Regions from separate parts of the Homo sapiens genome. Here region 2 is linked to region 1. Evidence: chromatin loops called from intact Hi-C (ENCODE). Cell type or tissue: heart left ventricle. All regions are shown on one strand.

Region 1 (8,000 bases):
CATCTACCCGCCTGCTGGACAAACTTCAACTCCGTCAGTCTAAACTGAACTCTTCCTCTCTCATACCTACTCCCCACAAACTTGCTGTTCTAGACCTTGAGTCTCAGATACTATCTCGTGACCCAAGCCAGAGGCCTGACAGTCATCCTAGGTACCTTCACCTCCTTATCTCACATCCAACCAATCACCAAGTTCTGCCAGTTTCAGCATTTAATTATTTCTCTTATCTGTCCTGTCTGTTCTATCTCTACTACCACTGCCTCATTCAGGCCTTCATCATCTATCTCCTGCAATATACCTCCAGTCCCCTAACCACACTTTGACTCACCCTCTATGTTCACATTCCGCACTGGGAAAACATAAATAAGACCTTTTTCCCTGCCTTGCTCAAAACCCTCCAGTGGCTCCCAGACATCCAGACGTTTCTGAGTACCCCAGTATGATATACAAGGCCCTTTATCACCTAACCCCAACCTACCTTTTATAGCCTCTTCCACCACACCCCACCTCAAACTTTGCCATTAACAGTATGGAGACCTAAGCAACTTGTAATACAAAAACTGCCTGTAATTATCTACTCGAAGAATGCTCTCATTTCCATCCTTAAAAAAAATGTTCCTCCACCTAGAACATCCTCACTTCTTGCCTAGTCAAAACTCCAAAACATCTCCCAAGGCTTAGTTTAGGCACTCTCCCTCCAGAACTTCCCTGAGTTCACAGGCTAAGCATGTATTCCCAGAACACACCTTCATCAAATCACTCACTACATTGAAAAGATGTTTACTTGTCCGTATCAGCACACTGAAAAACTTCTTCAGAACATGAACTGCCTTTGCCTTTCCAGGGCTTAGTGCCAAGTTAGACAAGGGAGACATAAAGCTCTTAATTTTAGGACCATGTATCTAAAGCCCCCAACTCTAAAATTTGAGGCTGCTCAGGCTCCTAAGCCCCCCAACACCTACCATACTCCCATAGATATAACAGGTGAATTAATCATAGTGAATTCAGTGACATCATGTATTGCCTGGCTTGAAGAGACAAATCAGAGAAATCTCAGTTAGGCAAACTCCAGGAACCCATACAGATCTGCTCACTAAACCTAGGGCTGAGAGCTAGGGTCCAGGACTGCTCTATTTGCCTCCCTTCATTCTCACCTCTGCAGTATCTGACAAATCAAGCATGAAATTCATAACAGTTAGAAGACTCCTTCAACATATTTTTCTAGTCCAATAGGTCCTAAACTGCCATACATTAGAATCACCTCAGGAGTTTTTAAAAAATACCGATGCCCAGGCTCATCTCTAATGAATGGAATCAAAATCTCTGGAATGGGACCTGGGCAACATATTTTTTAAATCCTCCAACTTATTTTAAAAATCCTCTCCAACATATTTTTTAATTGTGCCCCAGGGTTGAGAACCCTACTTTTGTCAGCCCAGAATCTGAAGGCCATGTCAAGGGCGCTGCGGGGCAATGGGAATCCCTTTAGAATTTCAGTGTGTCGCTGCACTAGCAGAAAGCAGATCCTGAAGTGTTAGGAAAGACTCCTAACATTTTGATATTCGAAACAGCTCCTTGCACTCCACAAGAATCTGCCCCCCAGAGGCAGGCAATGAGGAGAATCTAGCGTCCTGGGGTACCCAGTTTTAGGAAAGCTCTCAACACTCAGCTCAGCAGCTATGAAAGTTACTCAAGAAATGTGGATGAGCTGTATCATCCATTTACCTTGTTTTCAGGCTGATTTATTCATCAGTCTCTTTCATGACTAGAAATAATTTCTATTATTAACCACAGTAGGAGTATCATAGCCAGAATTAAAATAACTAATGTAAAAAGATGCCATATTAATACTCATATTTAGAAACTTCTCAAAAAAATCAATGAGGATTTATCTAATATTTAATTAAGACTAGGAAAAACCTGATAGTATAAGTTAGAGATGCATTCAAATTAGTAAGTCAGGAGACTCAAAACCTGACTCAAGGACTATGAAGCTTTCTGGAAGTATTTTAAACCACTTAAAAAATCATGTTATCTGAGGAACCTTCTCAGTTAGAAGTTATGGAATTCCTACAGCCAGCCCTACTAATCAATTACGATAAAATTATGAAGAATTATTAAGTAGACATCACTGCTGCTCTCAGAGTTCAGCACTGCACTTCTCCAATTTCAAAAATTGCCTGAACTCATTAACTATTTACTTAGGATGCCTAACCAAATGAAAACAGCTATTAATTCATAATCAATCAAAAGTTTACCTTTGACCAACACTAAATTTATTTCTCGATCACATATTAAAAAATAGGAAGTCCACATCTTATCAAAAGCTTTAATTTTTTAAAAGGATTCTCTATTATCGGAGGTAAGCTTCTAAAGAGTTAACACATTTAGTATTAGCAGGTGATTCATGTGTAGAGAGATAGATTAGGTAAAAGGACAACGCGCGTTTGAGCTGCACAGTTCTCCAAGTCAGTTATACGAGGCCAGCAACTCTGCAGAGAAAAATTGTAACACAGAAGGGCACTGCTAACAGATTTGTTTTAACTGTAGTCCTGTTTGGCTCCTTAGAGCACTTCACGCCCAGGTGGCTGGGTTGTTAGTTTAACCACAAAGAAGCCGTTATCATTTATAACTACATCTGGACAAATATCTTCAAATAAATACCATACAACTGGATCCTGGTGTCCCACCCTGCCCCCCTTAGCTCGGCAACATTTAACGGCCACGTAAGTAAATGAAGATATTAAAATCTTAGATCCATTTAACCAGATGTTGATTCTTCGCCAACTGAAGCAGAAAAAACGGCATGAAACTTTGAAGGTTTATGAAAATGATTTGATGAGCAGAAAGACGTTAAGCTCACAAAGCCGATCTTACCAGGACTTAACTGATCATGACCCACGAGGAAGCCTAATTCAGTGCAGAGCGTCCTTAAAAAAGCAACAGCGCCCTACACAACCAGCAGCACCCGGCACAAGAGCAGCGACTCCTGCCCTTTGGCAGAAACCGGGGCGTTTTCACAGAAATCGACTAATTGGCACACAGTGAAGATCCATTAGGTAACTCGAAACTGAGCAGTTCTGGAATGTGCTCTACATATTACAATACAGAAAACCACTCAATGGTGACAAACCAGGAGTGCGCTTTGGGATCAAGACGTTCGCTCCCCGCAGTCCCTCCCGCCCACTTGCGCTTTCTCTCCCCGTTCTTAATGGGGGGGGCTACACCACGCGGGGCCGAAGCTGGAGGCGTAGGGAGCCCAGGTTCTCAAGGGCCCCGTGGTCTTTTAGATAAATCCAGGTTGGTGAAGTTCTCGGGTCACGTTCGCGAACGCTTCCCGCGTTCTAACCTAACCCGCCCGAACGGGCCCTGGGGACAGACGCGGGGTGCAGCCGGCGGGGAGGCCGCGGATGCCCCCGCGCCTCGGGACTCCGGACAGGAGCGGCGGGGAACGCCGCAGAGTGCGGAGTGGCTGCGGCGGGGCCGGGCTGGGCCCCTACACGGTGAGGCCGAGAGCCGGGCGACCGCTCCCGCGGCCCGGAATGGCGGTCAACGCCAGGCCGGGATCCACATGCAGCCGAGGGGCGGCGAAGCCCACACACTAGGGAGGAAGAAGACGCGGGACCGTAGCCTCAGTCCTTACCATGGCGCGGGCGCAGGGGCTTCCGCTGGCCGGGCCCGCGCTTGGGGAGAGGGGCGGGACAGGCCAGGACGCGTTTGATTTTGGCGCCGACTACGCCGCGGGGGCGGAGCAGCGAGACGGTGGAGGTGGGGGAAAGAGGCCGGTCCTCGCCCGCGCGGCGCGCAGCGACCCCTAGCGACCCATCCGAGCCGCCGGCGGGGGAAGGGGCGCGGGCCTGGGGCCGGGGCTGTGGGGAGCGTGTCCGCGTCTCAGTGGACGGGTTGCAGAGCTGCCTCCGTCTCCTCGGTATTCTGTGAATGTGACCTTTTTTTTTTTTAAGGACATCTTGCCTTTGCTTTTACTGCGTTTTCTTGGCGCCGCAGAAATATGGCCTAAGTTTGGATGTAAAAAATAGAGGCGTTTAGGCTGTTGAGGAAGGAAACGCTGCCTCCATCCTTCCGGACTTGTCCTGTCTGGGGCGGACTGGATTCCTTTCTCGTCTTCTAATCTGACCCCTCATCTTCTCCCGAGCCGCTACCCACTGCTTTCCAGCTTTTCAAATCCTGTGTATGTCTGTTTGTTTTTCCCTTAGGTTTTAAAAAAGAAGGAAACAACGGAATGAATTTCAAATCAACATGGTCAAAAATACGCTACTTCATGGCTTGAGAATAGATCCAGATTCATAGCAAAAGCTCAGGCCCCTGAAAGTGCTGAAAAATTTTAACTCAGAATTCAATTATTTTGAAAATTATTCTATGGTGTTTTGAACCATTTTTAGGTGTAAGAAGTACGGTTGGGCGCTGTGGCTCACACCTGTAATCCCAGCAATTTGGGAGGCCGAGGCGGGCAAATCACTTGAGGTAGGGAGTTTGAGACCAGCCTGGCCAACATGGTGAAATCCCATCTCTAATAAAAATACAAAAATTAGCCAGGCGTGGTGGCGGACGCCTGTACAATCCCAGCTACTCGGGAGGCTGAGGCAGGAGAATCGCTTGGACCCAGGAGGCAGAGGTTGCAGTGAGCCAAGACCCCGCCACTGCACTCCAGCCTGGGCGACAGAGTGAGACTCTGTAACACACACACACGCACGCACACACACACACACACACACACACAGTGTAGTAAGTCTTGTAGATGCTATAAGAGTAGCATCTAAAGTTGGAATTTATGTCCCCTGTTGCTTCTGCTGGAGGCAGAGGAAGGGGTACATTGAATTGCAGAGTTCCATTAATTTGGTTTTTCCTGTAAGAGTTATACCATGTAACTGATGGTACATAAGGTAATTTTAAAATGATAAATGAGTACATTAAGTAACTACAGTAGTGGTATATACATTTGTGCTACTTGGGGAAAGCCTTGTCTTAATTGGCTCTCAGGCTTGTTGCAGGTGAGTGGTGACTATCTGAGGCCAGTGGCGCTGTGGCAGAAAAATTTACCAAGGCAGTTGTAAGTAAAGAAAGGCAGAATCATTAGAGAAAGCATGAAAATACGTTGCAAGGGAGCAATGGGCAGAATCAGCAGAAAAGGAGCTGACTGCAAGGAAACAAAGGCTTGCTGGGGATTTTATAGAATAGTGCTTATGCTGTATACGGAAGAGGGCTTTGTGCAGTACTGATGTTACAGTCCCAAGTTTTCCTCCGCCCCTGCCTCTAAAGCGACACAGTGCAAAAGCCTGCCCTGGGACAGTAACAAATTGACCCAAACAGGTCTTCTTTTGGGAAAAATGAGTGCTAAATGGATATAAAAAAGGGTCACTTAAGCTGCATCTGTATCCTAAGTGTCACTGAGAGCTGCTGTGACAGTTCTCTGAGGTTCCTGTTGTGCATTGCAGTCTTGATCAACCAGACCTGGGAATCACCGCCACCTAGGAAAGAAGACACATTCTACTGCCTCTGGTTCCTTTGCATTTTCAGTACAAATACCTTAAACTTCAGATAACCTTCTGATGCCCCTTCCTTGACATTCTGAAAAGCATGACCTATAGGAGCAGCTTATTTATTTATTTAGAGTTGGGGTTTCGCTCTTTTGCCCAGCCTGGAGTGAAGTGGCATGATTTTGGCTCACTGCAACCTCCAACCCCTAGGTTCAAGCGATTCTCTTGCCTCAGCCTCCTGAGTAGCTGGGATTATAGGCGCCCACCACCACCCCCGGCTAATCTTTGTATTTTTAGTAGAGATGGGGTTTTACCATGTTGGCCAGGCTGGTCTCGATCTCCCAGTCTCAGGCGACCCATCCGCCTTGGCCTCCTAAAGTGCTAGGATTACAGGCGTGAGCCACCGTGCCTGGCAGGAGGAGCTTATAAAGGAAATAGGAAAACAAAGTCAAGTCACTTGGAAGAGACTGAGGAAAAAGTCTGCAATGTAGGAAAAGAAGTAGGAGAATGCAAAACCAAGAGAGGAGAAAATTTTAAAAGAAAAACTTTAGACAAATGAGTTCCTCTCGGCAACGTGGCCAGAGAGGTTTTTTGTTGTTGTTGTTTTGTTTTTTTGAGACAGGGTTTCACTCTGTCACCCAGGCTGGAGTGCAGTGGCACAATCATGGTTCACTGCAATCTAGAACTCCAGGGCTCGAGGGATTCTCCTGCCTTGCCCTCCCAAGTAGTTGGGACTACAGATGTGCATAACTATGCCTGGCTAATTTTTTAAAAATTTTCCATAGAGATGGTGTCTCCCTATGTTGCCTAGGCTGGTCTAGAACGCCTGGATTCAAGCAATCTTCCTGCCTTAGCCTCCCAAAGTATTGGGATTACAGGTGTGAGTCATGCCTAGCCAACAGGAAGTTTTTATAGACAGAAAAGGGAAGTGAGTTACAGAAATAGCTTGACTGATTACAGCTCCTTGTTTGAATTATTTGGCCACTGTCGGCAGCCTGTGGGCTGAAGCTCAGCTACTTGTGATTGGCTGAGAATTGGGGGTTTGTTACACACCATGCTTGGTTTTCAGTTTGTGTACCACGTTAGGTTGCAGTTCCTTACAATTCCTTAGGTAGGAACTCAAAGTGTGGAGACAGCTTCAAGCCAATGGCCGCCTGCTTATTTAACAAAATTTTAAGGAAGAAATAGTAAACATTATCAACCTGTCAGTCACAACACAGCTTCTGAGTTAGAAATGACAATGCAATCATGTCATTTGGGTAGGGCGTCATTCTCAATGGGATGACATCAAAATGGGTTCCTGGGAGACAAAAAGATCTTAGATGGTTTGTGCTCCAGTGGTTTGTGGCTCTCAGTACATAAACAGATGTACAGTATATCTCTGGTATTAAAATTTCATGGGACTGGGGATGGCATTGTGAACAGGGAAAAAACATCTAAAAAGGTTCTTTATGGGAATGGTAATGAGAAAAAAGGTTGAGAAAGACTGATGTCTAGTGAATATATAATTTATCATCCGAACTGAGACACTTCTGAGAACAGAAGGGAATGCTATTCCTATTTATGCTAGGACACAGGCATAAAGAGGATTGTCCCCATCAGCTATGTGATAACATGGAACTTCCATTATACTTTATTAACCCTTCTCCATGGCTCTTTAATTTTCCCTGTTTTATAGTTATTCTTTTAATCTTTCCATCTGGAATGTAAACTCCTTAAGAACAGGCACAGTAACATACTCTTTATAACGGTGCCTCATCAGTAATTTCTTCTTGAGAAATTCTGTGGTCTTGCCATATCAGACTATTTGTTATTCCCTGAACAACTCATGTTCTGGTGCCCTCTTTTAGCACAAGCCTGGGGGGAGTCTGAGTTCCAGGGTGACTCCAGGTGCCTGTGGGTCTACACTCACCCAGCAAGTATCCCTATGGCCAAGAGAGTATAACATTAAGTAGCAAATAAAAAACACTGTGACTGGTGGAGACACCACAGAAGAAAGGAAAATGTCTTTTTCATACTTCTTGAACAAGGGGCCTTGCATTTTCATTTTGCACCAGGCTCTGTAATTATGTAGCTAGCTCTATATGTATTCAGTTATTTGTTTCATCCCAGTAAAATGAAAGTCTGTGAGAAGAGGAGCTTTTTTTGTTTACTGCTATTCCCTAGTGAGACTAGCATAGTACCTGAACATTCTACACTCAGTAAATATTTGCTAATGAATACAGCAGTTTATGGTACTGTAAGTATCTGGTCTGTTTCTCCAAGCAGGCTGTAAGCTCTGTGAGGGTACAGGCTTCAGTATTCATCCCGGTATCCCGTCCACCTAGCCAAAAGGCTGGTGGACCAAGGGTGCTTAGACGTTTGTTTGGTCAGTGACTTTAACAGTGAAAAACAGACAGAAGAGTGAGTAGAACATCAAATGTCCACTTGCCCTTCCAGTCTCCTTAGGCAAAACTGAACTCGTTCTCTCCTCTGGAAAGGGATGCATCTGGCTTCATGTGAAAT
Region 2 (8,000 bases), 410 kb before region 1:
TGGCTGGGCCTTTTTGTAGGGAGAACAAGGACTGTCCATCTATAGGTCTTTTCTCTTGGCTTAAATTGATTCATTCCCTGTGTAAGGGGCATGTCTGGCTGCCAGCCAAGTGGGCAAGCCCATGTCTAACATGCCTAGGCCAAGAGCACAAATGGAGGCCCTCGTGCCACGTGTCTAAGTATCATCAACTGATCTGCTCTTACAGCCCTGCCTGCAGGTCCACTTGTGGCCCGTGTAGCCACATTCTCCCTACCTGCAGTGCTGGCTGCAGGCTTGAGTGGTAGCAAGGATCTGCTGGGACAGGGAAGATGGAAGTTTCAATGTACCTGTACTAGTTTCCTAGGTCCTCCATAACAACAAAAAAATGTATTATCTCACAGTTCTGGAGGCCAGGAGTTCAAAATCTAGGTGTCAACAGGGTCATGCTCCCTCCAAAGACTCTAGGGGAGACTTCTTACTTGCCCCTTCCAGTCTCTGGTGACTCCAGGTGTTCCTGGCTTGTGGCTGCATCCCTCTGGTTCCTGCTTCTGTCTTCACACGGCCATCTACTCTGCCTTGCTATTCTGTGTCTGTGTCTCTGGATGTCAAATCTTCCGCTCCTTTCTCTTGCAAGGACACTAGGCATTGGATTTAGGACCTGCCCCAAATCCAGATGGTCTTATTCTGAGGTCCTCAATTACATCTGCAAATACCCTATTGCCAGATAAGATCACATTCACAGGTACTGGGGGTTAGGACTCAAACATATCTTTTGGGAGGACACAATTCAACTCACTACGGTGCCTAAACCAGGGATGTGGACTGACCCCACTGACTCCCAAGGAAGCTGTGGTAGATAGGATCTCCCACCACACATCTCACTTTTCAGACTCGGGATTTCCAAGCAGTTCCAAGCTGCTCCCAGACTACCTCACTGCAGTTAATTGAGGAGCCTGGTCAGCCAAGATCCCACTTAGATGGTTTGGGATGGCCAAATTTCAAAACTTTATCTCCAGTTTCCCAGAGCACAGGCTATTCTTTTTCTTCTCCCCAACCTGCCAGTCCCCTGGGGTGTCAGCCCTACATCATCTCTCTCCAATCAAGGTCTACTCACTCAATCAGTTACCAGACTTTCATAATTTTTTTTTTTTTTTTGAGACGGAGTCTTGCTCTGTCACCCAGGCTGGAGTGCAGTGGCGCGATCTCAGCTCACTGCAAGTTCCACCTCCCGGGTTCACACCATTCTCCTACCGCATCCTCCTGAGTAGCTGGGACTACAGGCGCCTACAACCACGCCAGGCTAATTTTTTGTATTTTTAGTAGAGACGGGATTTCACCATGTTAGCCAGGATGGTCTCTATCTCCTGACCTCGTGATACGCCCGCCTCGGCCTCCCAAAGTGCTGGGATTACAGGTGTGAGCCACCACGCCCAGCCTCAAAATATTTTCTTAAGAGACAGAAAAGACACCAGGCACAGTGGCTCACGCCTGTAATCCCAGCACTTTGAGAGGTCGAGGTGGGCGGATCACCTGAGGTCAGGAGTTGGAGACCAGCCTGGCCAACATGGCGAAACCCCGTCTCTACTAAAAATAGAAAAATTTAGCTGGGCATGGTGGCGAGTGCCTGTAGTCCCAGCTACTCAAGAGGCTAAGGCAGGAGAATCGCTTGAACCCGGGAGGCAGAGGTTGCAGTGAGCTGAGATCGCACCATTGCACTCTAGCCTGGGCGACAAAAGCAAGACTCCACCTCGGGAAAAAAAAAAAGAGAGAGAGAGAGAGAGAAAAGATAAAAACACAGTTATTTTGTGTTTCAGGGTTTGAGATGTCCAGGGTCCTCTAAAGCAAGGCAGGGCCCCTGCAGCCGGATCTAGAGGTGATGCTGCCAGGGAGGATGGTGCTAGGGCTCTCTAGACTCAGATGAGGGCTGCCAGTGTCCTCTACTCTCCCTCCACATGCCTGGTGCCTCTTGGCCTGTGCCTCCGGTTTAGCCACTAGTATTCTGCTAGTGTGGGGGCCACCAAACCTTAAACTGACTTTCAGTGAACCTTCTGTTACTAACCCCGGTTGCATCCCCCACTTCTAGACGCCCTAGGAGCCCGCAATCCACAGCCCTCCTGAGGGTCTTAGCACACACATTCTGCTCTGCACTGCCCGCATGCTGGTGGGCTTCGGTGTCTTTTGCCCTGTGGTGTCCCAGTGTCCCTTTCCGCTGGCCCATCTGCTGGTCAGTTTCAGAATTGGCTGCTCTGGACTCCTCTCTCATTCTCCTTGGACTTGGAGGTTTATGTCCTTTTGCTATTGTTCTAGTGGTGTTTGGGGAGGGAGAGGAGGTAAGTGCACTTTTTTTATTTACCGTGTTTCAATAGAAGTCCTCATTTTTACTTTTTTTTTAAACACAGTTATTACTAGTGAGTTTGAACACCTTTCCATAAATTTATTTGTCATTTGTATATCTCAATTCGTGAATTTCTCATTCATGTACTTTGCCCTTTTGGACTGTCTCTTTTTGATTAAATTATAAAAACCCTTTTTACATATGCTTATTAGTTTTTTGCCCCTCACATATGTTATGCTTTCCCCAGTTCAATTTGTCTTTCAAATATTGAGGACTATAATGTATTTTATTTTAAATGTCCTCAAAATCTGTCATTTTTTAACTTTATAATTTCTGGGCTCTACATTATACTTAAAAATGCCTTTTCCACTGCAGAATTATAAACATGTTTACCCATGTTTTCTTCTAGTACTTTTAAGGTTTTCTTTCTCACATTTAAGAGAGAACAAGGCTTTGGATGAAATAGAAAAGTATAAGTTTAGGCAATATTTGCACAATGCCAGGACCTTTCTGGGTGATGCCAGGAAAGAAGTGGGTGGCACAGGGGGTAATACTGGCAACTTCTCCATGGCTCCCTGCCCCCAGGTGATCCCACCAGGTGGGTCCCTAATATTCAAATGGAGGTCACAACATCTGGGCTCAAGTGTTGAGTTCCAGGAGTGAAGCAAGCCTCAGGTAGTCAAGGTGCATGAGTCTCCTCCTTTGTTCCACAGGTCCCTTTCTGCTAACTTCTGCTTTGGGGGCAAAAACATTGGTTGTCTATGCTCTTCTGTGCTCTCCACCAAAGTTACACGATTACGTCTTTCCAATGATTGGCCTTAAAGGTTTCAAATGACCAAATGTAGTGGGTTAGCAATAATCTAGAAAAGGTAGTCCATGGGTGGACTCTGCAGGTCATCCAAAAAGCATGGTTCTGGAGACGATGTCTGTGCTTTCCAGCTCAATTTGTAAGGGCACAAGCCCAGATTACTCCCTTCCCTGGGGTCAGTAATGATGCCTTCTTAACAAGAGAGTACAAGAATGCTCCAAATCAACGGAGCCTCTGCTCAGCTCTGTCTCTGAAACTTTGAACTTGGAAATGATATTTACTCACTGACATTGGAGATATTTACTCACTGCAATCATTTAAGATACCAGCAAAACAGATGGTTTTTAGGGATGCTCAGACTCACACTTCATATCCTAGAAGCCAGAGTAGCATGGCCTATTGGGAGACCACTCTCTGTAACTTTGACTGATTTGCCAAAACAAAACCACAGAAATGGAGCCTCATCTGATTCTCTGATCCAGGAACAGGATCAAATATTTATTAATAGTGACCTGATTACTCTTTTTTTGTTTGTGTTGTTTTAGTTCTGTAAGCAAATTATTTTACTAGGACTTTTATCCCAAATTATTCAAATACTATGTGACATTGTTATTTTTCATGGTCTGGGTTTCCCATATATTGCTTTCACAGAAAAACCAAGAAAATAAGGACATTTTTTGATAAGGGCCCTTTTTATGTTTTTCAGCTCTCTCATACAAAGCTTTCTGCAGAAGACACATGGAAGTAAGTAATTAGTATTTTTTAAGAGTTGTTTTGCTAAAAATTAGATTTTTATCTTAACAGTTGAGAAAATGAATGAAGTCATCATTTTATTTGTAAATTTTCCAGGATAGAGAAGATGGGGTAGGATACACAAATACTACAGACCAAAATGCATGGATTTCATCTGTTTTCTACAGCATGATCTGTAGAAAAAGATCATGCAGTCCCACAAAGGTGGATTAATATATCCTTCAAAATATGGCTGTGTCAAGTTACTATTTATTTTAGGCACAAGATACACTGGTTTTGTTCCTATACCATTGCCCCTGTGTTCTGGTGCATACTGTAGGGCCATTGGGCCCTGTGAGCACCACATGAAGTGAAATAAGAATGAAAAGCTCCTCCTTTTTTGTATTACAGGAGTCAATTTTGGATATATTCCTACTCAAAAAGGAAAATACTTACTACATTTGTACACCAATATATACTTTTCAAAGTACTTCAACATAGGCTAACCAATTTGAGATGCATTTTTATTATAGATTAATCTCATATAACAGATTAATAGATTAATCTCATAAAGCATATTTTATTTTATATCTATGCAAATCCTATTTTAGACTGATGATGAAGTCACTCTTTTATCTATATGCCGTAAGTTCAAAGTCTGTTAATTATATAGAATATTAAACAGCTATTTTAGATTTGGAGCTGTATAAACCACAACTAAGCACTTGTATTCTTTTCATTTTTCTTCCCATATCTTCAGGGGAACAAGTTTGTTTTTTTGCTTGTTTGTTTAAATGAGCTTCTAGAAATCATTCCTGTCTCCTGAGCTCAGCTTCCAATAGAGAGACTAAGAGCCACGTAATTTTATTCAAGTTGCTTACCTGATATGGATTTCATCTTCGTCATTTGATAAATGAGGGAGATTCATTCCATCTATGGTAACTTCCAGCACTGACATTCTGAGAATCCCTCTCAAAGAAACTGAACTTGAGCAGTATTTACTGGGCTCTGTGGGCTGATTTCTACACCTTTTCCAGCAGGGGGCACCCTTGGGATTTGGATGAGACCCTTTTCTGAGGCATTCACTGCTCTTTGGAGTAGCTGTAGAAATGCTGGCAGAGGGAGAGAACCCAACCCACATACCCATCAAGTGCCTTTAAAAGGTCACTATCTCACGGCACAGACTGTTACCCTGTGGTGTTTTCTGGGTGGTACATTAGCTAACTGCATATTGTAACTAGACGTAAGTGGAAACTTAAGAGATTTTGTGACTGATGGTGCCACACTAGGGATGAAAGATAATGATAACCAGTATTTAGAAAGTAACTGACAGCATTCATGATTTTTCCCCATGTTCACTCATCTTGACCCTGGGCCTCTTTCTCTTCTGCTAGGCTTGTGGTTCTCAATCTTGGCTGCCCCTTAAAATCACATGGGATGCCTGAAAAATTCCTGATGTCACATCCCATTCTGCAAATCTGTATTAATTTGCTAGGAATACCATAACAAAATACCACAGAATAGGTGGCTTAAAAATCAGAAATTTATTTTCTCACAGTTCTGGAGGCTGAAAGTCCAAGATTAAGGTGCTGGCAGGTTTTGGTTGGCATGTTGAAGTACAGGGGATTAGGACATCAGTGTATGAATTTTGAGAGGGTGAAATTCAGCCCCCAACACCCAGAAATGGTCATCTAATTGATCTGGATATGGGGGGTTAAGATTTTTTTAAAGCTTCCCAGTGTTTCCTAACTTACAGACAAGGTCAAGAACGACTGCTCTAGGTTTTCATCGAGGCTACCCCAGAACGTTAAAAGAGATGACAAACTATTTTGTTGATTTTCTCTACAATTGTGCAAAACTAAGCATCCAGCTAAAATGGGAACATTCAGCCATCATGGGAATGTCTGTGCATGTCTAAGATAATACTTAAGCCTATTCTTTCTCTCTATTATAGTCCTGTAACAATTTATACAACTCATTCAGAAGCTTTCCATTGCCCCCTGGATAATATTCTCTCCTCTGGCATAAGCACCATCTGCAGGGTTTCCTTTTACTTGAAATAGTAGCAAATGATTTAAAATTACCAACGTTTGACTGTTTTTGACTTTCAAAAATTGAAGTTTCATATGATGCAGCTCAATAATAATTATTCCTTATATAGACACAAATAAAATAACATGTGCTTTATAGTCTTACAACAACCTTGTCAGTTACAGAAGGATGGTTATTTGAAATTTGCAAATGAGGAAACTGAGGCTCAGAGAGGATAAATGACTTCCCCAAGGTTGTGAGGCAATGAAGTGGCAGATCAGGGACTGGACCCCAGGTCTTCCTGGGGCTCATTACTTTTTTTAGCCCCATCACTTAACTTAAAAGACAAGGCTGAGGCCAACCACATGGGAAAGCAAAGGAACTGGTTTTGCTAAGAAAGTCAGGCTCCTCCTCCCAGCTGCTCCTTCTCCAGATCTAGGGAAAGGGAAGAAACCAAGAAAAACTTAGAAAAACTTTACAATCAAAGCTTACCAACCCTTATATTTGAAATCCCCTGTTGCTTTTTGTAAGCCAAACCTGTTTTTTGTTTTTTTGTTTTTTGTTTTTTGTTTTTTTTGCTAAATGCGCAAGGTTGAGGGCTTTTTCAGATGACCTCATTTTGCTGGTTCCAGCCTGCAGCAGGAGAGGATGTACAAGATGCACCGGGGCCACGATTCCATGCACGTGGAAATGATCTTGATCTTCCTCTGCGTTCTGGTCATTGCCCAGATAGTGCTGGTTCAGTGGAGACAGAGGCATGGCCGATCCTACAATGTGAGTCATCCCCGTGGCTGCTGGGAGCCTGCTCCAGCTTGTATCAGCTTGACTGTTTTTTTCCAGGACATGTTCTCCCTTGGTTAGCACTTTGAAGGAACTGCCTTGGTTTAAGTCAGTGGTTCTCAACCAAGTGCAATTTCACTCCCAGGAGACATTTGGCAATGTCTGGAAACATTTTTGACTGTCAAGACTTGTGGGGGGTGAAAAGGGGGAGGGGAGTTGCAACTGGCACCTGGTGGATAGAGGCCAGGGATGCTGGTAAACATCCTCCAATGCAGAACAGCTCCCCACAACAAAAATTATCTGGCCTAAAATGTCAATGGTGCCAAGACTGAAAAACCCTGGTTTAAGTAAACCAGTTTTCCCTTCATGCATGAACAACTTCTGCCAACAGTCCAGGAAAAGGAGGATTAGAATAGCCAAAAGAAATGGTTTAGGGTGTCTGCTATGGTTTGAATGTATCCCCCAAAGTTCTTGTGTTGGAGATTTAATCCCCAATGCAACAGTGCTGGGAGGTGGGGCCTAATAAGAGGCGATTTGGCCATAAGGGCTCTGCCCTTGTGAATGGATTAATGCCATTAATTATTGTGGGAGTGGGTTTATTATAAAAACATGAATGTGGACCCATTTTCTCTCTCATTCTCTCTTGCCCTCTCACCTTCTGCCATGAGATGACACAGCAAGAAGGCCCTTGCAAGATGCAAATCCCTCTGTCTTGTACTTTCTAGCCTCCAGACCATGAGGCAATACATTGCTGTTTATTATTTATTACCCAGTCTGTGGTATTCTGTTATAACAGCAGAAAACAGACTAAGAAAGAAAATTGATACGAAGAAGTGGGTCTGTTACTATAACAAATGCCTGAAAATGGGGAAGCAGCTTTGGAACTGTGTAATTGGGCAGAGGCTGGAAGAGTTTGAAGGAACAGGCTAGAAATAGCTGGTCTTGCTGTAATGGAGTATTAAAGGCAAGTCTGGTGAGGGCTCAGAAGAAGAAAAGAACTATAGAGAAAGGCTGAAACTTTTTAGCGATCACTTAAGTGGTCATGGTCAGAATGTTGGTAGAAATATGAACAATAGAAGCCATTATCCTGAGGTCTTAGACAGAAAATGAGGAACAAGGTATCGGAAGCTGGAGTAACGGCCATCCTCATTATAAAGTCACAAAGAACTTGGCTTAACTGTGTCCATGCTGGAGGGCTTTATGGAAGGCAGAGTTAAGAGCAATGAACCAGGATATCTGGTGAAAGAAATTTCTAAGCAATATATTGAAGGACCTGCATGGCTTCTTTTAACTGCATATAGTAAAATGAAAGAAGAGATAAATGATTTAAAGATG

What was found. Hi-C counts contacts between places; a loop is a spot of excess contacts. Peaks named below come from ENCODE experiments on the same cell type or tissue, not always from the same donor. Only the 100,000 strongest peaks of a DNase experiment are listed, where the experiment ranks them.
Region 2: a loop joins it to region 1, with 4 times the contacts of the local background. A loop is called at or near these places in 51 of 110 quality-filtered maps.

What each region holds. Positions count from the first base shown.
Region 1 is chr4:153,340,384-153,348,383 of GRCh38, reverse strand. MND1 (meiotic nuclear divisions 1) reads right to left here and starts at 3,696. Exons shown (of 8, transcript NM_032117.4): 1 at 3,644-3,696. The coding sequence starts at 3,646. RefSeq lists enhancers at 2,588-2,707, 2,788-2,847 and silencers at 3,328-3,487, 3,618-3,927. In heart left ventricle, CTCF peaks have their summits at 1,602 (motif pointing left) and 3,841 (motif pointing left); DNase peaks (open chromatin) are centred at 3,303 and 3,753; H3K4me3 peaks cover 2,112 bases.
Region 2 is chr4:153,747,304-153,755,303 of GRCh38, reverse strand. It overlaps RNF175 (ring finger protein 175), which reads left to right. Exons shown (of 9, transcript NM_173662.4): 2 at 3,829-3,866; 3 at 6,518-6,659. Among named protein-coding and RNA genes, the nearest start is that of RNF175, 8.7 kb to the left of the region's middle. RefSeq lists a silencer at 4,833-5,127. In heart left ventricle, a CTCF peak has its summit at 4,885 (motif pointing right); no DNase peak of the experiment used is centred here.